7 separate regions of the Homo sapiens genome follow, and regions 1, 2, 3, 4, 5 and 6 are each linked to region 7. The links are chromatin loops, found by intact Hi-C in ENCODE. Cell type or tissue: Caco-2. All regions are shown on one strand.

Evidence for each region. Peaks named below come from ENCODE experiments on the same cell type or tissue, not always from the same donor. Only the 100,000 strongest peaks of a DNase experiment are listed, where the experiment ranks them.
Region 1: it touches region 7 in a loop (4-fold over the local background); 2 of 110 quality-filtered maps call a loop at or near these places.
Region 2: a loop joins it to region 7, with 11 times the contacts of the local background. A loop is called at or near these places in 4 of 110 quality-filtered maps.
Region 3: it touches region 7 in a loop (9-fold over the local background); 92 of 110 quality-filtered maps call a loop at or near these places.
Region 4: it touches region 7 in a loop (14-fold over the local background); 61 of 110 quality-filtered maps call a loop at or near these places.
Region 5: a loop joins it to region 7, with 8 times the contacts of the local background. A loop is called at or near these places in 19 of 110 quality-filtered maps.
Region 6: a loop joins it to region 7, with 9 times the contacts of the local background. A loop is called at or near these places in 92 of 110 quality-filtered maps.

What each region holds. Positions count from the first base shown.
Region 1 is chr12:85,775,879-85,779,878 of GRCh38, reverse strand. No RefSeq gene overlaps it. Among named protein-coding and RNA genes, the nearest start is that of RASSF9, 59 kb to the left of the region's middle. In Caco-2, no CTCF peak of the experiment used is centred here; no DNase peak of the experiment used is centred here.
Region 2 is chr12:85,640,656-85,644,655 of GRCh38, reverse strand. No RefSeq gene overlaps it. Among named protein-coding and RNA genes, the nearest start is that of RASSF9, 190 kb to the left of the region's middle. In Caco-2, a CTCF peak has its summit at 1,608; a DNase peak (open chromatin) is centred at 1,635.
Region 3 is chr12:85,870,978-85,874,977 of GRCh38, reverse strand. It overlaps NTS (neurotensin), which reads right to left and starts at 683. Exons shown (of 4, transcript NM_006183.5): 1 at 502-683. The coding sequence starts at 574. In Caco-2, a CTCF peak has its summit at 2,294 (motif pointing right); no DNase peak of the experiment used is centred here.
Region 4 is chr12:85,918,067-85,922,066 of GRCh38, reverse strand. No RefSeq gene overlaps it. Among named protein-coding and RNA genes, the nearest start is that of NTS, 46 kb to the right of the region's middle. In Caco-2, CTCF peaks have their summits at 1,322 and 1,521 (motif pointing right); no DNase peak of the experiment used is centred here.
Region 5 is chr12:85,573,806-85,577,805 of GRCh38, reverse strand. No RefSeq gene overlaps it. Among named protein-coding and RNA genes, the nearest start is that of LINC02820, 260 kb to the right of the region's middle. In Caco-2, a CTCF peak has its summit at 1,938 (motif pointing left); a DNase peak (open chromatin) is centred at 1,935.
Region 6 is chr12:85,865,460-85,869,459 of GRCh38, reverse strand. No RefSeq gene overlaps it. Among named protein-coding and RNA genes, the nearest start is that of NTS, 6.8 kb to the left of the region's middle. RefSeq lists a silencer at 2,072-2,171. In Caco-2, a CTCF peak has its summit at 2,102 (motif pointing right); no DNase peak of the experiment used is centred here.
Region 7 is chr12:85,467,341-85,471,340 of GRCh38, reverse strand. The region is part of intron 4 of LINC02820 (long intergenic non-protein coding RNA 2820); the gene reads right to left. LOC107984537 (a long non-coding RNA gene) reads left to right here and starts at 1,706. Exons shown (of 3, transcript XR_001749238.2): 1 at 1,706-1,765; 2 at 2,712-2,803; 3 at 3,497-4,000. RefSeq lists an enhancer at 2,545-2,594. In Caco-2, a CTCF peak has its summit at 2,488 (motif pointing left); DNase peaks (open chromatin) are centred at 1,840 and 2,400; H3K4me3 peaks cover 825 bases.

The DNA.
Region 1 (4,000 bases), 310 kb before region 7:
CAAATAAGCAGGGATACTCAATAGGCCAACTGTTCATACACAATTAGGATGAGAACTGAAAGAGGTTTCAGGTTTGTTGAAAAGGAAGTTAACTGCTGGCTAGAGAATTAACTTTCAGGAATGAGGTGAATATCATATTATAATTAATTGAGAGAATGAGTGTTGAAAAAGGGGAGCTAGTTTGTGCGAACTAGTTTTTGGAAAAGAAGTGGTCTGGGGGCTGAGGAAGAAAGAAATGAATTGAAGTAATTTGATATTTCCTGATTTTTTTACCTATGAGCAGTTAAAACTGAAGGGAAGGAAGTAAGAAATAGAAAAAGATTAAACATGTAATCGAAAGAAGACCAATAAAATAGAGTCCTGGAGAAAGTTAAGGAACAGTGAGATGCAAATGCATACAGAGGATTAGTCCTGGCGAACAGAATAGCGCCATATTCTTGGATAATAAAATGAATTAGGAAGAACGACTTTTTTGTGTTGTTTTGTTTTGTTATTTTTATTTTTTAGTTTTGTTTTATTTTTGACATTGCCTTTTTCACATGTTCTAAGAATGACTTTGAATTCTCTAAAAATTAGAACACATGGTCATTTTCTTAGGGTTTCAAAGTGGGATAAGTACTTTTAGGAGAGTTAAGAAGGTCTGGGATAGTTTATGTGCAAACTTTGGTAATGTTATCAAGAAGACACACACACAAAGATTTCAGAGTAACAGTGAGGGCTCAGTAGGGATGCCTACTTTATTAGCATAGCTTTGAGACTTCTTTCAATAAGGTTCTGCTCTTAGGGAAATCGGGGGTAGGGTGATTGTGAAGTAAGTTTGCTGTGCATATGATTCATATCTGGAAATTGACAAGAAGGAAAGAGTAGAAGCAGGCCCATAGTTTCTGAGAGATTTTATAGGAGTAGTAAGCCTATTATGAAAATAGCCAAGCCTGGAGTTCCAATTGGTTACATTGATACACAAAGCCAAAGTAGGGAAAAGAAAGAGGTGCATGTAAATACTGACTGTGATGACCAGTAATGGGGAATTTGTTCAATCAAGTAAAAAAGTGAAAGAAGTAAGATAAAAAATGTAATAAAAGAGAAATATTTCATAATTTATGCTTATACAATGTAAGTTAATGTCAAAATACCTTGGAGACTAAGAAGTAGGGGCCACGAAGGTCACTAAATTTAAAGACTTTAAGACAGGTGATGCTGTGATATTAAAATATCTGCATAGGCTGGGCGCTCACACCTGTAATCCTAGCCTTTGAGAAGCCAAGGCGGGTGGATTGCCTGATCTCAGGAGTTTGAGAAAAGCCTGGGCAACACAGTGAAACCCTGTCTCTACTAAAACACAAAAAATTAGCCAGGTGTGGTGGCATGCACCTGTAGTCGCAGCTACTCGGGAGGCTGAGGCAGGAGAATTGCTTGAACCCAGGAGGCAGAGGTTGCAGTGAGCCGAGATCACGCCACTGCACTCCAGCCTGGGCAACAGAGTGAGACTCCGTCTCAAGAAAAAAAAAATCTACATAAAGGGTTACAGTCTAGTCTATATATAGAATCTACTACAATAAACAACATACAATGCATTCAAGGAAAATATTTTGATATTTTTACACTAGCATTTGCCAGGAATTGTTCACTGAAATATTAGTCAGCTCTTTCAACAAACAGAGTAAAGCATGTCCATGGCCAACAATTTTGGGAAATATTGTATCCTACTCTTAGGGAAACAGGAGCCTAGGATAGCCAAGGTGACACCATTTTAGAATCAACTAAATCTTAAAGACTAGCAAGATGCATTATTTGCCAGTCTTAACCCATGGTCCTAAGATGCTTATAGTTGAGGAAACAGCCTAAATATACCTACAAGGACACACTCCTACAATGGCAAAAAGTCCAGATGTCCCAATACCCATAACAATATGTGCTTTTAAGATATTTATAGTTATGCTTTGATGTACTTACACACTAAAATGTCAAAGATAGTTTTCTTTAAATCAATAGAATAATAAATACTGTCATGCTGTCAGCCCAACTGCATGTAGTCACAGCTTAGTTTAGTCTTTACATAGACAAGACCACAACAGAAGAAAAACTTAAAGCCAATGTGTTTCTTTGCCTGCTTTGTGAGGACACCCTACTCTGTAATGGGTGTCCTCAGAAAGGGGATGCCCGTTAAACTAGCAATACAATGTCTCTTCTCACTGCACTCTGTGACTCTATTTGAATTCTTTCCTATGTGGGATCCAAGAACTTTCTCTTGGGGTCTGGATGAAGACCAGTTTTTCTGGTAACACTACCACCTAGTATTGGATATTTACAATGAACATTAGTAGATTACAGATCTGAGAGGGTCTAATGTCAGAATACACGCAAATAAATACACAATAACAAACTACCGCAACAAAACCTGCTTCACTCAAGCTAAGTATGTCCAAACTTACTGGGTTACTGAACTTCTTTTTTCTGTTACACCTAAAAGATCCACTAAAATAGCATTTTATAGAACATATTTGGAAAGTGACTTTCCTAGTTTGAATTTAATTGTAGTTTTAGCAATTATTGTCTTAGATTAATTAGGAAGTAATTAAATTAATCTATTATATTTTATTTTCTTCTGCCTTTATTGGTTTAAGTAGTCAGCTATCTATTTTTCCTTTAATTCACTAGACAAATGTCAATTTCCTTTATATTTAATTGTACATGAGTTGAAGCACGTATTTATGTACTGGTATTAGAAGAATATACAGACACTTGTATTTTAAAAAAATATGAGAGCATCATGGATAATTAGTCTTTGCCTTAAAATATTAATAGATACAATATGAGAGAGGATATCATAGTAACAAGAATTCAGAAAAAAAAATGTTAACAGGTCCATCAACCATGCACTTTTTTCTATGCAACCACATACACACTCACACACACAGACACACACAATATAGTAGACACACACAATACATGAGATATAATGCATGTGCATACACTGATTTTTGTAATATATTATATGAAAAATGTAGACCATATATCAGAATGTTAATGAAGGTATTTTACGTAGAAATTGGTTTCATTTGGCCTGATTAAGTATTCTAACTTTTCAAATGTTACAATAATTAAATGGAAAGCTATTAGAATGAGGAAGCTCTAACACTCTGTGTTCCTTCGCTGTCTGCTGAAATAAACTCCTAAAAACTTTAATTTGCCAAAGTTTATCTTTAACACTACAATTATCATCTTAAAACCACAAGGATTATTTTAAAAAATCAATTTGACCACATGTTCCACTGAGAAGGGAGTTCAGTCCTGGCTTAGAAAGGCTGCTTCATATTTTCATAGGTAATTATAGACAACTGCAACACAAATGTGAGTCTGTCCCATCTGCAGGCCCACACACAGGCTAAGAGGTAAGCTAGTTGGTGTTATATATAAAATGGTGTGGCCTCAAATCTGTAGATATGCAAAAATATATGATTAAAAATGAGTTTGGAAAAGAGAAAATGTTTTTATAGACAAGTATTCAATTTACTTCCAAACAATTTGAGAAGCAAATATTCATTTCAAATGAATAATAATTCAAATGTAGGCTAAAGTTTCTTAAAAGAATAATTTGAGATCAGGTATCCTGCTAGGCTGAACAATATAAAATCACTGCTACTAAACCATTAGTTTTCACTTAGCTCCAACTAAAACTTAAATGTGCATGAAATCAGGATGCTAATCATTTACAATAGAATGTATCATTAGTTCCTGTGTAGAAAATAACTTAAAACAAGAAAATAAATATTTTTGTTGTTTAGGATTGCAAACATCATTCTCTTGTTTTCCCTTTCTTGTTTTCTTATATCTAATGGTAAAGAGTTCCAAGGACAAACAATAGTTTGAACTGTGTCATACTGAAGACGCATAATTAAGCTCTATTTGTAGTTATACACAGAGATATATCCTGCTGAGTGATAGGGGAAAGAAATACAGTGGTTTTCTTTCACAAATCTAATGAAATGAAGGGCTGGGC
Region 2 (4,000 bases), 170 kb before region 7:
GAAATGTTTCACTAAAGTGATTATCACAAAACAGAATGATTTTTACAGTGAAAAAAGTTTTAGACAAAACCCTATGTGAATAATATTAACTTGAGAACACTACGAATTTCTTTAGACTTAGATTCCAGCTGACACATGCTTCGAGTATTCCACATTCTCACATTATTTTATTTATGCCTCTTACCATATAGTATTACCTATTTAAATATCTTTTTCTGTCATTAGACTGTAAGCTCCTCAGGGATAAGAACTAACTTTTATTGATTTTTGTATTTTCAACATCTGCCCAATGCCTGGTACATCCAGTATTTAAAAAAAAATTGACCTCAATACAAATAGGACATAGTGAGTTTATTGTTTGCTAAATAAATGACTTAACAGAGTTTTGAGGGGCAGAAAAATATTTATTATCTTAGGCCATTTATAAGTTAGGCAGCATATTATTTTCCAAAATATTCTCACATTCTCTCTGCTCAGAGACAATCTAGAAATTTTATATTAAAATCTTTAGTTAAGATACTTATGCTAAGGAAACTACCTGAGCAAAGAAGGTTGTAAGAAATGTAGACAGGATTGGGGAAATATGGAAACAGCCTTCAGAGCATGGATTTAGCAGAAGTATTTTCATCATACCATAAAAATTCTAACAAGTACAGATTCACTTGTTAGATTATTATTGAACTCAAGTAAAGAGAATGCATGCATGCATAAACTAATTGAGCTACTTGCAACATTCTTCATGGTGTCCTAATAGATAATATGGAAATGAGTAAAAGACAGGCTGGACATGGTGGCTCATGCTTGCAAACCCAGCATTTTGGGAGACTGAGGCAGGAAGATCACTTGAGTCCAGGAGTTTAAGATCAGCCTGGACAACACAGTGAGACCCTGTCTCTAAGAAAAAATAAAAATAAATAAATAAATAAACTTGGAAAAGATAATAGAGTTAAATGGTTTGTAAGTGGATTAACCACTACACATAATGGACATCAGCTTTAAAAGAGGTCATGTATTTTATGCCATAGACTCTATCTTTGTGTCTTCTTTCACATTTGTAATTAATGTTGATGATTCCAACTTAACAAAATTTAAAAAAACACAAAATTGGGAAGGAACATCAGTACAGTGTATTCATGATGGATTCATAATATTGACAGTCTGATCAAATATAACACTATAAAGAGAAGGGCTTTATTTTAAAATACATATATAAAGATAAGTACTGGGCTCTATTTGGGAGTTAATGAGTTCAATTTAAGTCATAGCATAATGTTAAATGAACTAACACATTATTCCCTTGCATCATATTTTCAGTGGGGACATTTTAGTCTTCCATGTTTAAGATAGAAGATACTGTGTATGCTATTACTGTCTGGGTGCCACACCAGAAAGAATATTGCAAATGACAGAGCTTGCTCAAAAGAGAAGATCTGGGGTTAAGAACAACAACAACAAAACATGTCCTCTGAGCGTGATCAGTAGCAAAAAAGAGAAAATGTAAAATCTATTTGAAAAGGCAAATGCTATCTTATAGGCCTAGAATCAATCAATTCTTTCACTCTGATTCCAAAAGCCTTAGAAGCCATCACATGAGCTTCCCTCTCTGCGACACCAGGAGGCTCTATGCCCGTGTTGACATTAGAGTTTCAAAGTTTATGGCCAGAGCATTGCAATGTGTTTTGCAACCCTGGTCTTTGCATCATGCTCATCACAGAGGATTTCACTGTGAACATCTCACTGTTGAGAAAAGAAAAATAACTCAGAGCAGTCTGACTCTGTAGGGTACCCAGGTCAGAAAAGACATGAGCATAATCTGGTCTCCTTTCCGTTGCCTGGGAGCGATTGTTTAAAATCATTTTGTTCCCGATTAGCGACCTTACCCATTATCTTCATGTTTTGGGGATTTGTGACACGAAAAACAACATATAGCCAATGAATAGCTTTTGATATTTTAATGTAAATTATTGGAGAACAACTTAGGAACTGCCTTTTATTTTAATTTAAAAACCTACTTATTGCTATTGCTAATCAGAGTGTATATTCAGGACAACTTGAATCTATGCTCCAGGGTTGCAATCCTCAAGCTTGGCCCAAATAAACTCTCTACCTATATTAGTTTTGCTTCAACTTCTTTCTTTCAGTTTGACACTGTTTTTGTATTATCTACTGAACCTTACTCTCTCATGGAACTGTGCTTCCTCTTACCCTACTTCCCACGCCTTTCAAATATACTTTTCGAATTACTAGTCTAACATTTAAAAATATCCATCATACAAAAAGCTGGCTCTTCTTAACAATGTCCCTAATACTTGTGGAGCAGCCCAATAGGTTCATCTTTTCAGTCATGCAGAAAAGCCAATGTACTGAGAACAGCAGGTATTGCAGCAAAGGAAAAGTTTAATTATCATAGGGACAGCCAAGCAGGGGAACAGGAGACATTTCTCAAATCTACCTTCCTGAGAATTCAGAGGCTAAGATTTTTCAAGGATAGTTTGGCAGGCAGGGGGCTAGCAATTGAGAATGCTGATTGGTTGGATGAGGATGAAATCCTAGAGGGTCAAAAATGGACTTTACATCGTGGGTCAGTTTCTGGATAGGGGCCTAAAGACCAGTTGAGTCAGTTTCTTAGTGTGAATCACAGGTCTGGGTGAGTCCAAACAGAGTCAGGTGGTAACCAGAATGCAAAAGCCTAAAAAATATCTCAAAGGCTAATCTCAGGATTTACAATAGAGATATAATCTATAGGAGCAACTGAGGAAGTTACAAATCTTGTGGCCTCTGGCTGCTTAACCCCTGAGCAGTAAGGAATCATAAAAAAGCAAGCTAGAAGACAATGTCTGCTTATCGTTCAGCTACATCTACATTTTAGCAGAATTCTGACCCCTCTTGTAATCCTAACCTCGTGGACTTCCATTCATCTTACAAAGGCAAGTTTCAGTCCCTGAGCAAGGATGTGATTAGTTTGAGGAAAGGACTGTTATCATCTTTGTTTTAACGTTAACAAATGCAGTTAGCTTGTGAGGTTAGAAGCAAGATGGAGTAAGTGATATCAGATTTCTCTCACTGTCATAAGTTTTGCAAAGGCAGCTTCATTTGATTTCTACCTCCCTTACTAGAAGAAAACTCTTCTATTAAAGCATCCCATTAAGAAGATACTTCTTCACACATAAGCCATAAGAACCAAAAGTGCAATTATTATTCTTGATTTCAAAATTCTCACTTTCTACTCTCTTGTAAAATTCTCTCTTCATTTGAAATTCACAGGCTCTGAGCATATTGCTGTTTATTTTTCCTCTTTACAATTTAATCAAAAAATCTTTGTATCACTCTCTCATATCAATTAAAGTTCTTGGCATCGGAATCAGTGTTTTTCTCTATCTCATGTACTATAATCAGTCATAGTAATTTCGAAGACCAGAGAAGGAAATAACTATAGATCTCATCTCATAAATTCACAATTGCTTTAAATTCAATCAACTTCTGTTTGATTATACTTCTTTCTTTATATTAAGGGATTCACTTTGGACCTTCTTATCACAAAAAATATGTCTCAGCAGAAACCAGGAACCTCAAAATGTTTATCTCCTAACATTGTAGTTCCTCAGACCCTCACTTTCATGGCCTACTCTTTGATTTTATAGAGATATCTGGAGTTATTTTTTTCCAGTGTATTAGTCTCATCTTGAACTTTCCTCTCTGACCGAAATTGCTGCTTTGCTAGTCACTGGGACTCATTTGAACAAGTGTTTTCACCCTCTTCACACACACATCTGCTACTACTGAAGAAAATCATAGAATTGCATATATTTGGGTCACTATATATTAATAGAATTTTATTTCATCTGAACTCCAGAAACATTCAACAATTTTTGTTTTCCTTGGTCAGTTACCTTTTTCTTTCTGTTAAGAACCTTTCATGTACTCATCCTTCCATTTAGATTTTCTGAATAAGCTAAACCTCACACATAACAAACTTACTTTCAGTCTTTAAATAAAATTG
Region 3 (4,000 bases), 400 kb before region 7:
TTTTCACTAAGTATCAATTTTCACTTTATTTGTTATCTTAACACAAACAAGAAAATAATACGGGGACTATTACAAGGGCGTGAGGGCCACCGCTTCCTAAGAGAATGAATGAGGATGAGAGTAAAACATTTTGAATGGAATGGGATTTAATGATGGGTTTGCAGGTTGACAGCCACTGCCTCTGTATTTCTCATTAGATAATGATCAGCCTAATTGAAAGTTTTGTAGGGTTTTTTTCCCTCTAGTTGTTGAATTCCAAAGGAGGTCGTGCAGTGTTTCATTGAAATCCCTTTTATTGCTTTGCAGATTTTAAAAGAGAAAATACATCTCTCAGTAATCATAAAGGCAGAGAAAGAGATACTCAGTTTCTGTCACTAAAAGGTAAATCCTGAATAAAAGGGAGCAACTCTTCTCCCCAGATACATTAACATAAGTAGCAACACACTGCAAAAGAGAAAAAAGAAATCACTTCAGGGAGTTGTGAAATTCTGTTTTGCTTACCTGAGCACAGACTCCAGGAGCTGAAAGCCAGGAGTAGCATGCATACAAGCTGGATTTTCATTCCTGCCATCATCTTTCAGCCTTCTAACAAGCCAAGTCCGTAAAAGTCAGAAGCACACTGAAGGGGGCTCTCTCTAGCACTTCCTCTTTCCTTCAGCTGGCTTTGAAAGTGAGTGAACTATGAGAGGTGCTCTGGCCATTCCCCTATATATATAAGCAGGAGGATGATGTCATTGATTGTACAGACATTATCTTTGCAGGATGTGCCCTATCTTCACCTCCATCCCTCCCCTCTTTGCCCTGCTTTCTCCTCCCCTTTTCCTTTGTCCCCCCTGCTCTCCTCCCCCATTTCTGAACCTTGAGTGAAAGTGACGATCTTCCCTAATTGCTGCTGCTGCTGCTTTGGATTTCTGACGCACAGAAGGAGTCATTCAACTGCACTGACATACAGCATACATACAGCATACTGACAAAGAACCCCCAGTATCATCCTTTTCCCACTTCTCATTCCCCCACTCCAAAAGTTGTCATTTTGATTTTGTGAAACATGAGATCTGTTATTTCTAATTTTTAAGGAAAATCTCCAGGATGAATGCATGAAATCAGTGATTCCTTAGGCTTGGAAGTTCTTGAAGAGTTAGGGTGCTTCTCTGGTAATTCAAACTTCTGAGCAAATGTTTAGTGGTTCCAAAACTAATACAGGTTTTAAATAATCCATGCTGGAATAAGATGGAATAGAGACAGAGAATCAGTTATAAAAATTAAGCAATTAAGTTTAGAGAATAGAAAGAAAATCAATAAAAAGAAATAATAGATCCAGGGAATAAGATATTATTTCCTAACAAATAGAAAATATTTTATTGTAAGTAATGAGAGATGACTGAACTATGTGTGCTGACTTTTGGTTGAATGTATTAGAAAAACAATTTCATGTTTATAAAATCCAGCTCTAAATTACTTACATTCTAGCAGGTAAAAATTTGTGTTGTTGTATCACTGACTTTTTTTCTGTACATTATCTCTTTTTATGCCTATATTTTTCTGCTCTTTTTGAATTCATTCTTGATGCCATGTCTCACTCTTTGTATAATTCCCTTCTCAACAGTTTTTACTATTGCATCGGCTTTCTTTCCCTGTTATAATACTCTTTTCACCATAAAAAAAGAGATTGTACTTTTGGAAAGGAGACAATCCTAAATAACCACCATTCACCAAAGTCACTTTTCTATGATAGTCTTCATGTATTTCATGAGTTACACTGATACCCATTCTTTGTCTGAGTTCTCAAAAGAAAATTGTTCAAAATGCCTTTTAGAGTAAAACTTTCTTCTTGTAGTAAGCATTTCAAGATACATGGGGTAATTTGACAAGTCAGTGCTGTTAGAGATGTGAATATTTGAATGTAAAGTTGTCTGAGTCTTGTTTAATTTTTAAATAAATCAATCATGTAGTAACAGTTGAGAAAAAATAGGATTGGTTCCTATAGATAATTGATTTATATTATACAATCTATGAGTTTAACTTTTTCACCTTTACCCAAAACTTAAGCAAAGCGATTAAATCCAAACATTTAATAATTACTTAGAATAGCAAGGAGTCTTTCATATAATACCAGAAATTTAATAATAACTGATATATTTATTACTTTTAGTTTGTTTTCTGAACTTACATAAAACACAATATTGAACATACTCACATGGAGGAAGGTTTCTGTAAAGTATTTAGTTGACAAATGTGAAATACATACGTCTAGATGTTTTCTGCTTTCCTACCATTAGGGGGAGCAATGGAAGCTTGAAACACTTGGTTTTCACTTAACAGAGTCTCAGTGAGGATTTGTGCTTACTTTCCTGTTACTATCAGAGCATCTTTGTGACAGAATCCTCTTAAAGCCACTTTGATTAACAAATCGGGAAAATTATATATACTTTGCATGATAATTAAATTAGTTGTTTTCTCTGCTTTTGAATTGCAAATACAAAGAATGATCTTTTAAAATGTGTGATAGCAGTCTAATAGTAAAAAGGAAATGTGATTCTTATTTTCCTCAGATGATTTCTTCAATATGTTGACAAAATTGATCCCTAATTAATTAGAAAAAAGGGGGAGAAGAATTAATGGAAATTCATTTTAAATATATAACATGGATATTAGTTGTTAATGTGAAAATTGAGATATGTGATAAATATTCAAGAATAGGGGAAACATTAAGTTATGTCAAATAATTCAAATTCAAATAGATGCTATATGCTACTTTTCTTTTGGGGAAAAAAGATGTATAACTTTGGTAAAATTATGATGTAGATAAACTTTGACCTCTAATTGGTATTTTCTTTAATGTGTTAGGCTTTTTGTTTCTTGCTCTAATCTAATGCCTTCAAGCTACACATAAACCAATAAAACAATTTGTTGTAGGGATAAAGGTTAAGTATGTATTTTTCCACTTAAAAAGTACCCTACGAACTTCCTAAATGATGCCTTTAATGCAGGATTGTAGACACCTTGCTATGGAGATGGGTGAACTGTTTTTATTTTAAAGGCTTTTTACCCCAGATCCTTTTTCTTTTTTCTTTTTTTTTTTTTTTGAGATGGAGCTTCTCTCTGTCACCAGGCTGGAGTGCAGTGGTGTGATCTCGGCTCACTGCAGTCTCCACCTCCTGGGTTCAAGCAACTCTCCTGCCTCAGCCCCCCGAGTAGCTGGGACTACAGGCACACCACCAGGCCCAGCTAATTCTTGTATTTTTAGTAGAGACGGGGTTTCACCATGTTGGCCAGGATGGTCTCGATCTCTTGACCTCATGATCCGCCCACCTCGGCCTCCCAAAGTGCTGGGATTACAGGCGTGAGCCACCATGCCCGGCATACCTTAGATCCTTCTAAGGGTTACCTAGTTCTTAAAATATCTGATAAAGATTTTAAGCATTGTCCTTTAATAATATTCCTGTGTTGGCCTTCTTAAGTGGATGTTACCTGTTAGGTACCTGTTGATTACAACATCTCTAAAGTAGGTAGATTTCTAAGCTTGTACTGTTACTTATGTCAGACCTTTATTAGGTAATTGCTGAAAATAATCAACAGAGACACCTGAAGAATTGGCAGTTAGAAAGAGTGGTCTGTAAGCTTATTTTGTTTGGAGAAGGGCAAGCTCTGGAACCAACTGATCAAGGGTTGGTTTTTCAGTTCCTTATGGTTTTTTCCTATAGCTCTGGTGACTTTAATACCTCATTAACAGCTTCCAGGATTTTCCAATCTTTTGGTAACCTAAATACCTGAAACTTGGCCTGTTGTGTTTTTACAACCTGGAATCTCCCCTTCACCTTCCTATGATCATCCTGTATTTTATGGCTTAATCAACAAAAACATTTCCAAGTTTGAGTCCTGAAAGTAGTCTCGTCTACTTCTATTTTTCCTAGTTTTCTGTTAAATGCTCCGTAGTTTGTTTATACAGTTTATGGTAAACTGTAAACTGCTAGAAGGAGAACATTCTGACTTCTAAGGT
Region 4 (4,000 bases), 450 kb before region 7:
GGTCCTATGACATGGTTTTTCCAAAGACACAAGAAGCCTATAAATACACACACACACACACACACACACCACCACCACCACCGCCACCGCCACCGCCACCGCCACCGCCACCACCACCACCACCACCACCACCACCACTTTTGGAACCTAAATCCCTTGAAACAATTTTCTATTTGTATATCTCTTACCAGACTGCTTGATATCCTGTTTGGGGGGCATGGGGGAGGCTAATTTTGGTAACATGTTATTATTTGCAGTGATTTGTCAGATTGAGCAACTGGGGATTGCTTACTTTAAGTGGCACCTCTCTCTCAAAGAATTTCTAAAATGGCACTGTTGGGCCTTCCTAGAAGGAGCAAGGATATAAAGACATCTGTTTCATTCATGGGAAAATTGAGAACTTTTTTTTTTAATGTCTAATGTTTGAACTCATGGAAGGAGAAATCCTCTTTCTATAAGTTTGCCAGCCCACCTATCCATCTATCCATCCATCCATCCATCCCTCCTTCCCTCCGTCCATCCATACATCCATCCATTCATTTAGTCATTCCTTCACTTATTTAATAAATGTTTATTATGTTTTAACAAATTTGACTTCCCTGGACATATACCAGGTTTTCTAAGTATATTATAATTTCCAGGGTTTCCTTCTCTACTAAGCCTCAGAAAATCATATATAAAATATATGACCTTATATACTAGTTGGTAAGGAGATGAACAACTTAAAGGTGGTAGCTTTATAGCTTATTTTGTACTGTTAAACTTCATTAAATGAAAATTATTTTTATAAATAAAATTATTTTTATTCCAATTTGGACACAAATAAATATATAAATATAATTTTTTAATTTTAAAATTCAAAATATATAATGTGATATATGGTCATTATTCATTGAGCTCAAATTTTATTGGTTATAATATTATGCAAGAAATGCTGGCCTACAATGTTAAAGAACGAATTGGCATTTCTCTTTTCATATGAGTTGAAAAATTTGAATAGGGGAGACTATTCAAAGCTTGGCCAGATACAGCAAAAAGATAGAGAAATAGGGGATGGGGAGACTATTTTGTATTTGTATTTTGTATTAGCACCATTTTCTTATGGTGGCTCAGCAAGGGAATTCTGAGCTAAACTGAGGGCTCCTTGCAATTAAAAAGAAAAATATTTATTTAGAATAAAAGCCAGAGTTATTTAGTAGGGCACATATTCTTATTAAATACTGTCTAGACTGTATAGTCTTTATAAAGAAATTAATATCCTGTTGATGCTGTATGTTTGTCTTCAAGTATGTAAGCAGAAATTTAGCCATAGTCACTGCTAGTGGGAAGGGTCTGAATTATTTCCCCTCCTGCCTTCCACAGAACTAGTGATTATCTCTCTAAGCAGATGAGCAGAGAAAATGAAAAAAGAAAGTAACATTAAAATGTATTCATCTCTTCTCTCTTTTCAGTATTTGTTGACTGTTAAGGCTTTCTGACATCAAAGGTTATAAAAGCTTTGCTTTTCATATCTGTTGTAACCACTAGGTGGCAATATAATGCAAAAAATAAAAATATATTTTAAACGCCCTCTTTAGATTTGCTTATCGTCACAGGTAGTCTTTTCCGTGCATCTCTGAAATTTGTCTATAATTCCAAAATTAGATCCTATAATCTATGCACCTATCTTTGTATCATTTTTATTTCTCTGTTCACATCCTTGAAATTATGAATTGTGCAAGAAAACCCATCTGCCTTATACTCCTAAATATAAGATTATTTATAGATATACAATCACAACAATAAGTTATGCTAATGGCAACTTTAAAATGCCATATAAGGTGATGTAATAAAGATTATTGGAATGTGTAAAGATAACTTATAGGTTCTCTTTTTCCGGTACGATCAGGAAATGAAGTTGTGTTTTTTAGTTTTTAAAGAGAGTAATTAACTTGACTATTTTCCAAGATAATTAAAATGCTATAAAAATATTCTGTATTTTTATCTCATCTTTGATTATTCTAAAGGAGGTCCATGTGAATTAGGCCCCAGGATTTACAATGCCTCAAAGTAACTGAGGAGCAAAGGTTAACTCCACAGTCAGAGAACTCGAAGCTTTTGAATATACTGACATCAGGCCTGGCGCGGTGGCTCACTCCTGTAGTCCCTGCACTTTGGGAGGCTGAGGCGGGTGGATCACGAGGTCAGGAGTTTGAGACCAGACTGGCCAATATGGTGAAACCCCGTCTCTACTAAAAAAATACAAAAATTAGCTGGCGTGGTAGCACCTGCCTGCAGTCCCAGCTGCTCGGGAGGCTGACGCAGGAGAATCGCTTGAACCCGGTAGGCGGAGGTTGCAGTGAGCCGAGATCGCGCCACTGCCCTCCAGCCTGTGTGACAGAGTGAGACTCCATCATCTCAAAAGTAAATAAATAAATAAACTGACATTAAGTTTCTTTATCTATAGCACAAATGTGTTTAAATAACCTGCCACTCATCAAAATATCTTTAATTATCTATTATTCTTTTAAATTTATATACCAATAGTCATTCTAACCTATTTTCACCACCATAAAAGTATTGAAGTAAATGGAGACAAATTCTTGATAAATTATTGTGACGCTCCTTTCTAAGGCAGATGATATAATCTTGCATACAGAAAGCCCTAAAGATTCTACTTAAAACATCACTTAAAATGAATAAACAAATTTAGTAAAGTAGCAGGATACAAAATCAACACAAATTATTTGTGACCCTATACTTTAACAATGAACAATCCAAAAAGAAAATTAAGAAAACAAATCTGTTTACAATAGTACCAAAAAGAAGAAAATACTTAGGAATTAACCAAGGGAGTGAGAGACTTGTACAATGAAAACTACAGAACACTTATGAGAGAAATTAAAGAAGACATCAATAAATGGAAAGATATCCTATATTCTTTAATTGGAAGACTTCAAATTGTTAAGATGTCAATACTTCCCCAAACAATTTAAAGATTCATTGCAATCCCTATCAAAATCTCGACATTGTTTTCTAAAGAAATAGAAAAATAAATCCTAAAATTAATATGTAACCTAAGGGGCCTCAAATCACCAAAATAATCTTGACAAAAAAGAACAAAATTGGATTACTCATACTTTCTTATTTCAAAACTTACTACAAAGCTACAGTAATCAAAACATTGTGGTACTGGAATAAAGACAGACTTACAGTCCATTGTAACAGATTAAAGATCCCAGAAATTAATTTTGGCATATATGGTCAAATGACTTCCTTAGTGGTGCCAAGACCATTCAATAGTAAAAGAACAGTAAAAGTGGTGCTGGTAAAAAGATAACTTACAGAAGGAAAAAAAAAAAACAAAAAACAGCTTTACAAATCACATGTCTCGTAAGGGACTAACACCTATAATCTGTAGAAGACTCTTAAAACAGCAACAAAAACCCCAATTCAAAAATGGACAAAGGACTTAAATAGGTAAATATATTTTTAAAAATCAAGTATATTTTTATGAAGTGATAACAAATTAAGTTATTGTTTATAAGAACAATAACAATATTATGTAGAAATAAATTTAACAAAACATTGCAAGAGCTCTATGCAAAATTATCTTTTTTTACTTTTGAGGGAGATTAAAGGAGTGTTAGAAAAAAGATATGCCAGGTATGTGGATTATAAAATTCAATATTTTGAAGTTGTTCATTTTTCTAAAATTGATCTACAGATTTAATGCAATACTTATAAAAATCCTTACAGGTTTTGTTTGTATGTGTGGTACTTGACAAGCTAATTCCAAATTTTTAATGGAATACAAGGGTAACAAAAATAACTAACATTCTTGAAGAAGAAAAAAAGGTAGGAGGGTTTGTTTAATGAACAATCAAGATTACTACTAAGTTGAAGTGATTATGAGTGTGATATTACTTCAAGGATAGAAAATTGCTAAATGCAACTGAGTAGAGTATTACACACTATAAACTAAGTAAGTGAACACTTAATTCATGATAAATTCGGCACT
Region 5 (4,000 bases), 110 kb before region 7:
TTGCCACTAAAAGAAGCAGGACTCCTGGGCCATTAAATATTTTTTTTACATGTAAATCCATATTTTATACCTAATAATAAGAAAGTGAAAAGGTAAAAGTTTAAGAAGTGAATAAACAAAGGTGCTTTTATATTAAAAAAAAAACAAAAAACACTGTTTACAATCCTACTCTAGGTGGTGGGATATAGTAAGAAACGGATAGATTGCCAAGACACCTGCTATTCTGGAACTGACATTCTAGTAGGGGAAGACAGGAAAGGACCAAAAAAGAAAAAAACAAAAAACAGATATCACAAATGCTAGCATGGATTTTAAGGAGGCTCCTGTAACACAGAGCAGGCAGCAGATACTCTATATTGAATGGTCTGAAAAGGACAGTCTAGGGACAGGACACTGAATCCAAGAAATGAAAGACAAGAAGAAGGAAGCTATATGACAATCTGGCAAAGTGGCATATGTCTGAGGAATAAGAAGGGGCAAATGCACCTGTACTGTATGGATCACAGGAGAGAATTATAGAAGACTTTGTGAGATCAAGTGAGGATAAAGTGATATAGAGCCCGGAGACCAAGATAAGAAATGTGATAAATTAAAAATATGCCTGCCTTGGTTTATCTAATACACCCAACCTCCAACCACATAATGAGGAGAACAAGTAAGCTGAACTCTTGCCTCTTGGAAAATCATCAAATATATATTAGGAAAGGCCTTTTTTATATCTTTCTTCTAAAATATCTCTTATTTCTTCTTGTAATGACTTTTGAGTTTTTTGTTTGTTTGTTTTGCTTTTGTTTTTTTGAGATGGAGTCTCAGTTTGTCACCCAGGCCAGAGTTCAGTGGTGTGATCTTGACTCACTGCAACCTCCAAGTCCCAGGTTCAAGAGAACCTCCCACCTCAGCCTCCTGAGTAGCTGAGTTTACAGGCACCTGCCACCCCATCCAGCTAATTTTTTTGTATTTTTAGTAGAGACAGAGTTATACCATGTTGGCCAGGCTGGTCTCGAACTCCTGACCTCAAGTGATCTGCCCACATTGGCCTCCCAAAGTGCTGGGATTAAAGGTGTGAGCCACCGCACCTGGCCCCTTTTAATGACTTTTAAACCGATATGTTATCAGGCTAAACCAGTGGGTTGATGATGCACATTTATTATTTTTTTTCTCTCTTGGAATCAAAATAAAATGAGATAAAATGAAACAGCGTAAACCTAGAAGTAACAAATCACCATTTTATAATCTCCAAAGTAATCATTGATTTAGGCAAGATCATTAATGCATAAAAATGTTAAAAGTAAATGCAAATTTAAAAATGTAGTTCTGCATTAGAGAGTTAATAGCCATCCTTACTTGATGTCCATGATATAGCAAGAATTCCATTTTCCAGATCCTGCAAATATGTTAGTGACAGCTTAATGTCCCATGAGGACTCTTGAGGATCATGAGAAACTACACTAAAACATGACATATGATCTCATTTCCTGTGTGCCACTGTATTTGCCACATATATATATATATATATATATATATATATATATATATATATATTTGACAAATTCAACTAGGACATTTATTTCATTTCATCTTAGAGTTCTCCCTTTCTCTCTTTCTCTCTCTGTTTGTGTGCATGTTTGATCACTTCTTCCAACCCAATTGCATATATAAAACATTCCTCAAGTCATACCACTTTTGTAATACATAGTTTTAGAAAACTCAAATTAAAAAAAAAACACAGATATTCTATGTCACAATGGCCAGTAATAATAAAGGCAAAACATTAATATTAAATGCACGGTTGTAATGACAGACAAGAAACATTCAATGACTAGGACTAGACTATACATCTAGAAAAATGGGTGGTCCAGGAGTACAGCTATGTAATCCAGACCTGTTCAGGAAGTGTTTGAGGTTTGGTGCCATCTCGTGGCACTTTTCTGCTATGGCCTAAATATCAGTGGAGATGATCCTGGGTCCTTATGTTGAGGACTACTGCTATCTTGTGCTTTGTATAACATCTAGAGTGTTGGAAGGCTTTTCTCAGCATGGTTGCTTTGAGCAGCCCTGCATAGGGACGACTCAGAAAGGGTCTTTGTCCATGTTCCTAGTGTTATCTCAGCAGTTTACTGCTGTTGCTTATTATTTCATGCAGGCCTTATGGTAGGAGCCGGGAAATTTCTCAGTTCTCTTATTCCAGCCTCAGTCTTAGGTAAGCCCTGTACACTTACCCTTCCAGGATGGGGCTTTCTGAGCATTCCTTATATCTCCCAGCAACTCACCCTTCCCAATCCCCTGCCGACCAGAACTCTGCCTTGTAAGGATGAGGAGGGTCTAGGCCAAGAGTGCATTTCCTGTCTGTCCCCAGTAGCTTTGCTTTGTATTACTGCAAAAATATAAAACCCTGAGCATTCTTGCCTCTGCCTAGAGTCTGGATTTCATGTCTGTTCTCCAGCAGCACCATTTGAATACTGTAGTCTCATTTGCATACCTGCACCACTGACACAGGGGGTGGAGCTTGTCAGGTTCTTTTCTCTGATCCCAGTCTTTCTCACATGCACCCAGTGGAGGCCCATGTTAAAAGGCTGGTAAGAAAGTGCTGAGGTACCTCATGTTTGAAGTTTCGAGAAATTCTAAATTCTCATGATTTCCCAAATTTAATCTTCAAAAATTCATTAACATTTTAGACGTTTCCCTCTTAGCATGTTTATGTCAGCTGCTTCTTCCTCTCACACTCTGCTAAAGGAAAAATAGTTGGCATGTACACCATCTTTTTGGAGGGGACTGTCACCCTTTTGGAATTCAGTTCACCTAGTTGTCTTTCAACCTCAATTCTCTGATGAGCTCAGAAAAGTTATAATTTCTTAGATTATACTTTCTCTTTTTCCTTTCTTCTATTTTCTTTTTTTGATATTAGAGTAGTAGTGACATTGTCCTGTGTCTTGAGATTTTCTACATCCTAAGTGGAAGTAGAGCTCACACTAATCATATTAAACAATAATTATATAAATGTCAGTTTCACTTCCATAGATCTCTTGTAGACAAGGCATTTTTATATTCCCAATGCCTAGTGATATTTATTTATTATATTGTTGTAGTGGATTGTCCACATGTCTGTCTCTCTAACTAGATTACAAACACGTCTGAAGCAGTGACTGTGTCTCACACATTATTGTAATAATAATAGAGCTTATATTTACAGAGAGCTTGCTATAAATGTGGTCTACTCTGTTATAAACGCTTCATATTTACAATCTCATTTAGCATCATCACCAACTTTATAACGTAGGCATTATCATTCTAACCTTAAGTTCAGTAAGCAAACACAGACAGGGCAGGGCAAGGTATATAGGCATGTGACCTCTACAGTAAAAAGTATAGGGCATTACTCTGAGAAGGGCCCCACACTTAGTTTTAAACTCCCACAACACAAATTTACCTATGTAGCAAAACTGCACTTGTACCCTTGAACTTAAAGTATGAGTTTTAAAAGAAGAAATATCAATAATACATTTTTTAAAAAGAATCTGCTATTGCCACCTAGAAATTCCTAATACTTTTATTTTTGAATTACAAGTAAAGTCTATGAGATATAGAGCAAGCCAGTAAGTGGTGGAGATTGGCCTCAGGATGTCCATGCAAGTGCAGGCTCAGGATTTTGAGCCTTAGGCTTTAAGCAATTGGCCTGGTGCCCCATCACACAGGTATAGGCTTCAGCCAGTTCAGGGGGTATTCTGGGGTCCCAAGAAAACCAGGTGGCACCTGGGTCCAGATTAGGAGCCATGGTGAGATGCAGTAGAGATGGCAGTAGTGGTTCTAGCCACAAGAGAGAAGTGAGGCTCCATATATCAGCAGCACTAGGCTCCATGGAGAGAGTATGGCTGGATCGTCCATCCCCAGAGCCCATCCTTGTGGCTTGTGCACAAATATTAACTCTCTAAACCGAGGGCTGGACAAGAACTGTTAATGCACAGGCAATATACTATGTCAGCAAATAATTAAAAAATAAAAC
Region 6 (4,000 bases), 400 kb before region 7:
TTCTCTCTCCCCTCCACTTCCAAGCTAGCAAAACCCCCTGGGGTGCAGGTCTGTTCCAAAATATATTTCAAATCTAACTACTTTTCCTTATGTCATTTTTGCCACCTAAGTCCAAGCCACCACCATCTTTCTCCTGCGCTGCCATAATAACCATTTGAGTAGTCTCCCTACAACCTTGATCCCTTTCAGCTTTCAAAAACTCCAGAAAAGTTTTTAAAAATGTAAATCTATTCCTGTCATTCTCTGCTTAAAACATTCTAAAGGTTTCCTCTTGTCATGCCTGATGATGGCCTATGCTACCTGAGTGGGTTTTGTCTTCCTCTCTATCATCATATTCCACCATTCTCCCCTTCTGTTCCTATGTTTCAAGCACATTGGTCTTCTGGCTTTTGTGCAACATGCTAAGCTTTTTTGTTAAAGATCTGCAATGAAAACTGTGATTACTGTTCATCAAATATTCATTCCCTTACTCCTCCCAGAGTGGATGAAATATACTTCCTCACTCTTTGACTTTAACTTAGGAAATGAGACTTGCTTTGGCCAGTGGGATGTTAGTAGACATAAGAAAAAGACAGACTTGATTTGTGCTTGACACATAGGGCTTTCCCTTTCTCTCTTCTGCCATTGCCATGAGAAACTCTTTTCTTTTCTCAGATGATCCCAAAATGAGGAGGGACATATGGAGCAAAGCTGCCCCAGCTGACTTGCACACCTGCAATGTAAGGGAGAGATTCCCGAGCTTAAAGCAGGGTTACCCTAGCTGATTCAGAGACATGTGAACAGAGTTAAATAATTTGCTTTAAAGTAATTGACTTTTGGAGTCACTTGTTATACACCATTTTTGTGGCAATAGCTGACTGATACAACCATTTATTTTAAAACCTATTTCACCACTATCCCCATTCAATCTCTACAAGTCTTTATTTGTTCATTTATTTTTGTCTTTTGTTAATAAAAGCATGGATATTCTTGTCTTGTTTCCCTAAATTATCAGAACATAAATAATTCTCCTCATAGTAATCATTCGGTAAATATTGACAATATGCGTTAATGAATTAATCGAATTCCAAGAATCCCTCCCTGATGGTTTTAGAATAAGCTACCACTCCCTCACCTCTCACAAGGACATTTTTATTCTCCAATCTGTGAATAATAAAATCCAGGAAACCTCTTTCGGAGAAATTCCTAGCAAAATGAAATAGTATGAAAAAATGCTTCCTTTCAAAGATTCTTGAATATTGATTTAATTTCAGTTGGAATTTTCTAAGTTGTCCTTGAGGAAAACTGGGTGTACGGTGTTACAGAAGGCCCCAAATTTGGTGAGCCAATTTGTGCAGAAAGGATAAGTACCGGCAAGCTGTCAGACAGAGAAGACTATAGTCAACATTAGAGCATTCTGAGTCTAGAAGAAACAGCCACTGTAACCACTACTACAGATCTAGGAGTAATCTAAAGAATACTTTTCAAATTCATTATTGAAAACCTACTATATGCCAGGTTAATTTTATTTCATGTAACATAGCATACCGTGAAGCAGAGTTCACAGGATATTATTCCTATTGTGCAGGTTAAAAAAAATAAGAGATACAAAGAGTTTAACTAAGGACAATGGGACTTACTAAGTAGAGTATGGGTAGGACTGCAATGTTTTCATTCCAAAGCAACAGCTAATCTTTGTAACATTAATACCAGACCCAAGTAATAAGTCAAAGAAAATCTTGTATTAACATGCTGTATAAAATATTATGCCAAACAAAGTATAGGCTAATACTTTTAACTTGAATGTACATTTAGTGAAAAAATTAGGTGTGATTTTAATTCCAATTCATCAGTTTAACCATGTTTTTCCACCTTTTCAGACTTAGCTGTATTACACATATTAAACAAAAACACAGACCCTTGATCTCAGAATCCTTCTTCTAAACACAGAGATCATGAAGAACCTAAATGGGCTCTGAATGCAATGAGTTGTCGTGACTGGGTAGAAGACAGAAAGTATGCATAGAAGAATCAGAGAAAAAGTGGGGTTTTAGCCTGAGGGGAGTCAAAGCTTGGTGCCTGGGAAGGAGAATATTTCCCACTTTGTACTCTAGGTGGCGGCACTAGTATGTACAGAATGGAAATATCAAGCAAGAACTCACAGTACTAGACCATATTTTAATGTCATCATAATTCATTGACCCAGAAAACGTAAAACTGAAAATGGCTGTATGGAGCTAGTCTCATACTTTCATTTTTCAGAGAAAGAGACAGAAGTCCAGATATTCTAGATGGGTTACAAATTTCCTTCACCTTCCGACTCTTAATCACATAGGTCCTAACTGCTCTGAGTCTGACCTCACTTCTTTTCTCAGGGGAAGGATTGATTCTCCAACATCGGTCAAGCTACTTTGAGAAATAATTTATTCTCTGTGAGTTTCTGTATAGCATCCCCACAAGTTGGAACACATCAAAGGGATTAGTCACTTTGAAATAGGCTTTCTTTTTGGACAGCCTATTTTTTGTCTTTATTCAGCAGAATGTCTTGCTTTTGGCACAATCAATTCTGTTGCTATCGTCCAGTAAACACAAATCTTTTAGCTCCTAGATCATGGAATCTCTACTTGGATAAACTTTTGTTTTACTATGTAACATCATCACCTTTTTTCTAAGTCTCTCTGGCCCTAAAGTTGAATGGACATGGTCATATGTCAGATAACCATACTCAAATACCTACAAGGACCAGGCAGGTAACATATCCTATTTAGGTTCTGTTTAAGGGGATCATCTCTGTGCTCCTGAGCTTCAGATGATTTTTCTCCACAAGAAAGTACAAACTGGGGTGGAGGGGTGGGGCTGAGGCCAAGGTGGCCCACTAGAAACAGCGGCGTTGGGAGACTCCCATCTAAAAGAACCATAATAAGTGTGAGAATCCTTTACCGGCAACCAAGGTATCCAGGTTCTCTCATCAGAACTGACTAGGAGGCTGGCATGATCCACAGAGAGGAAGAACAGTGTGGTGCAGTGGCCCACCTGAGAGCCACATGGGGCAGGGGACCCCCTACCCCCAGCCAAGGGAGGCGGTGAGTGAGCATGCTACCCAGCTGGGGAAACTGTGCTTTTCCCATGGTACTGTGCAAACCATGGATTGGAAGATCCCACTCATGAACCCACACCACTGGGGCCTAGCGTCCCAACTCTGGAGCTGCGCAGATTCTCAACAGCCTCTCAGATGGAATCTGCTTAAGTCTACCAAGCTGCCAGCACCACAGCTGCAGCTGACTGCTGTCTAAGCCATTCGAGCTCCTTGGGGAAAGGGCAGCAGCCAGCACTGGGACTCACAACTGCCTAACGTGCTAAGCTCCCTGGGTGGGGGAAGGGCAGCATTCATCTCTATAGCTCCAGACTGCATTTTCCCCCTGCTGGAGTCCGGGAGGCTGGACCACTTGGTCCCAAGATGTGTCTCCCACAGCCCGACACTCTGACTGTGGCAGATGGCAGCCAGACTGCCTTTTCAGGCCTGACCCTGACTCATCCTTCCTCACTGCGTGGGGCTTCCCTGCAGGAACTCCAATAACTCCAGCCAGAGGCTCAGGGACAGAACCTGGATTTCCCTGGGCCTGAGCCCCTAGTGGGAGGGGTGGCTGCAGTCTCTATGGACCAGCAGACTTAGCCTTTCCTCCTGGTAGTTCTGAGGAATCTGGGCAGCCCAAACAAGTAGGTTTTCCCCCAGCGAAGCACACCCCTTCCACCAAGGGACAAAGTGGTTTACTAAATTGGTGTTGTTTCCCATGCCCCCAAACTGGGTGAGACCCTCCAACAGGGGTTGTCAGACACCCTATATAAGACCAACCCTACTGGCATCAACTTGATGCCCCTCAAGTTCAGAGATCCCAGAAGAAGGAGCAGGCACCCATCTTTGCTCTTCTCCCAACTCCTTCAGTGACATCTCTGGCATGGGGATGAACCAGATGAGTAGGGCCTGAAGTAAACCCCCAGCAAACTGCAGCAGCCCTACAGA
Region 7 (4,000 bases):
AAAACATTTGCAGTCTATGTATCTGACAAAGGACTAATATCCAGAATCTATATGTAACTTAAAGCAGAAAGAAAAAAGATAACCCCATTAAAAAGTGAGCAAAAAACATGAATAGGCATTTCTCAAAATAAGACATACAAGCAGTCAACAAATAGATGAAAAGATGCTCATCATCACTAATCATCAGAGAAATGCAAATTAAAACCACAAAGCGATACCATCTCACACCATTCACAATGGCTACTATTAAAAAGTCAAAAAAAAAAAAAAACAGATGTTGCTGAGGATGGAGCAAAAAAGAACATTTGGTAGAAATGTAAACTAGTTCAGCGTTTACAGCAAGTAGTATAGTATTTCTCAAATAACTAAAACAAACAAACAAACAAACAAAAAAGCTACTATTTGACCCAGCAATTCTACTACTAGGTATCTACCTGGAGGAAAAATGAATCATTTCACCAAAAAGACACTTGCACTCTCATGATATTGCAGCACTCTTTGCAATAGCAAAGTCATGGAATCAACATAAGTGTCCATCAAAAGTGGACTGAATAAAGAAAATGTGGTACATACACACTCTGGAATACAGCATAACTATAAAAAAGAACAAAATCATGTTACTTGCAGCAACATGGATGCAGGGGAGGCCATTATCCTAAGTTAATTTTTGCAGAAACAGAATATCAAATACCGCGTGTCCTCACTTGTAAGTGGGAACTAAACAACGGGTACACGTGGATATAAAGACGGAAACATCAGCACTGGGGACTCCAAAAGCGGGGAGGAAGACAGGAGGGCAAGGTTTGAAAAAACTACCAGTTGGGTATGATGTTTCGTATTTGTGTGGTGAGGTCAATAGAAGACCAGACCCCAGCATTATGTAATATATCCGTTTAACAAATCTGAACATGCATCCCTGAATCTGACGTAATACAAAAATAAAATACAATATTTTTTAAAAATATAAAACTATCTTATTCCAAACCCCTAATCACTTCTTCTGAAAATATGTCTTTTAATTAAAGTCATAAGATGTAATAGCGAATATGAAACATAACCAAAATTATTATTAAAACTTAGTTTGTATAGTAGAGAGAGTCAAGGAAGATGACCAATGAAAATGGGTAGCACAGCGGGCTGTGCTGTTTAAGAGTTGGAAGAGAAGAGAGGCTACTGGTGAAAATAGAGTTGTCTCAGTGAGAGCTATAGTAAGACCCAAGCTCTGTCTCTGGGAAAGAGGTACTTTGCTCCTTCTGGGCTGTTTAATTTACCACAACAAATAGTAGGAGGACCCAATAAAGGCATTCACCTGCTTACTACTGTTTGCCTACATTATAAGGTAACCCCCAATGTATTACAATATAATTAAGTCAGATTCAACAGTAAAGTACATATCTTAATTTCTGAAACAGTGTAAAACTCTGTAGTACTTCTAACTGTGTGGGAAAGAAAGAGAGATCAGACTGTTACTGTGTCTGTGTAGAAAGAAGTAGACGTAAGAGACTCCATTTTGTTCTGTACTAAGAAAAATTCTTCTGCCTTGAGATGCTGTTAATCTGTAACCCTACCCCCAACCCTGTGCTCCCTGAAACATGTGCTGTGTCAACTCAGGGTTAAATGGATTAAGGGCTGTGCAGGATGTGGTTTGTTAAACAAATGCTTGAAGGCAGCATACTTGTTAAGAGTATCACCACTCCCTAATCTCAAGTACCCAGAGCACAATACACTGGAGAAGGCCGCAGGGACCTCTGCCTAGGAAAGCCAGGTACTGTCCAAGGTTTCTCCCATGTGATAGTCTGAAATATGGCCTCGTGGGAAGGGAAAGACCTGACCATCCTCCAGCCCGACCCCCATAAAGGGTCCCTGCTGAGGAGGATTAGTAAAAGAGGAAGGAAGGCCTCTTTGCAGTTGAGATAAGAGGAAGGCATCTGTCTCCTGCTCCTCCCTGGGCAATGGAATGTCTCCCTGTAAAGCCCGATTGTATATTCCATCTACTGAGATAGGGGAAAACTGCCTTAGGGGTGGAGGTGGGAAATGCTGGCAGCAATACTGCTGTTTAAGGCATTGAGATGTTTATGTATATGCACATCAAAAGCACAGCACTTTTTATCTTGTTTATGATGCAGAGACATTTGTTCACATGTTTTCCTGCTGACCTTCTCTCCACTATTACCCTATTGTCCTGCCACATCCCCTCTCCGAGAAACACCCGATAATGATCAATAAATACTAAGGGAACTCAGAGGCCAGTGCCGGCGCGGGACCTCCGTATGCGAACGCCGGTCCCCTGGGCCCATTTTTCTTTCTCTATACTTTGTCTCTGTGTCTCTTTCTTTTCCAAGTCTCTCGTTCCACCTGATGAGAAACGCCCACAGGTGTGGAGGGGCAACCCACCCCTTCACTAACCAGCCAAGTAAATAATGAAACATAAATTATGACTCAGCTTTTGCTTCACTGTAAAAATCCTGCATTTATGGAAACTGGAAGCAAAGCTAACCTAAGCGTGCCATCTAGTGGAATGATCCAGCATGACCACAACAGGTTGTTCGCTCTCCCTGGATTTTTCTTAAAATGATGAAAATAAATTGGAGGGAGTCAGCCATGCAGAAATGGGATGCTCTAGCTAATACTTGGCAATTAAAGAAAGAAGTTTAAGCCTAGAAGTAAAGATGGGAGGGAATGCTAATCATTGTCTCCTTTCTCCCCCACAGAAAAACTCACTACCCAGCCCACAGGCAGAGAAGGGAGTGGAGGCGGCCAGCGGTGTGTCTCAGAAGAGCTGTAAATACTGTGCTGACACAGGGTGAGAAGGACCTTCCCACTGTGCTCACATTCCAGGGTAGGAGGGTCCTCTCATGGTGATGACTCCTGTGAAGGGGAAGATGGGACAAAGAAAGAAGTAGGAGTTGAGGGGGGTTGGGAGGAGTGCAGCTTTCCCTTAAAGAATTTGATAGTGATATAGATATGACTGCAATAATGATAATTTTGAAATGGCAGCTATGGAATATACAAGAGAAAGGAGGGCCTGATTGGAGATTAAACATCTAATAATTGCCCTGGGGCAAGAGTTGGAGGGAAGATTCTGAAACAATGTTTAGAATCCCATTTATACACCAAGCACTCCTGCATGGGGCAGGATTTTGGTAAACCCCAGGTATGTATACCCCAAAGTATGCATGTAACCACAACTTGAGGCCTTATTTACATAAGTGCCTGTATTACTTAAATAAGTTCAATACATCAAAAAATAAGTATGAGGCTTTTGTCAACTCTGTCATTACCTAAACTTGATCCAGATAGCTAAAAACAGAAGTTCTCTCTTGCTACTTTATAAATAGACTTCATAAAGAAATACAGCCCAAACTTTAATGCATACAGATATCCCTATAAAATACTTATTAGAAATGTGGTTTTGCAGGTTCCATCTGTGAGATTTGAGGGTTGATCTGAGGTAGAACTCAAGGATTTGAATTTAAAAAAGCACTCTTTGCTTCAGGTTGCATGTAACCACAATTGGAGAAATGCTTTCTACTAAGCCAAAGGTAAATTGGCACTGCCAATTGCTACTTCACAGAAAGTAAAAATGATGTTGAGAGGAAAGCAAGGAAGTATGGGATCTTGTGCTGCTGTTGTTACCTGGCTGCTCCAAAGAACCATAAGATTATAACCAACTCATCTTGGTTTGCCTGGGATTTTCCTGGTTTATCACTGAAATTCCTGTATCCTGGAAGACCCTTGAGCCCCAAGCAAACTAGGACAGTTGGTCACCTACTGAAGAAACTTCCTTAAAAAAGAGTTTGCACAGTTGTAGCTACCAGAAGAAAGCTCAGCAAAGATTCAAAGTCCTTCTAAAATGATCCAGATTGAGAATACCAGCTGCTGGGGAATCATTATTAGGCATTACATCAAGAGGAGGCATCAAAAATCCAACAGGAGAAGCTACCTTTGCTAACAATAGCGAAGAGGCAGAATTCAGAATTCTTACTGATTGGAGTCATCA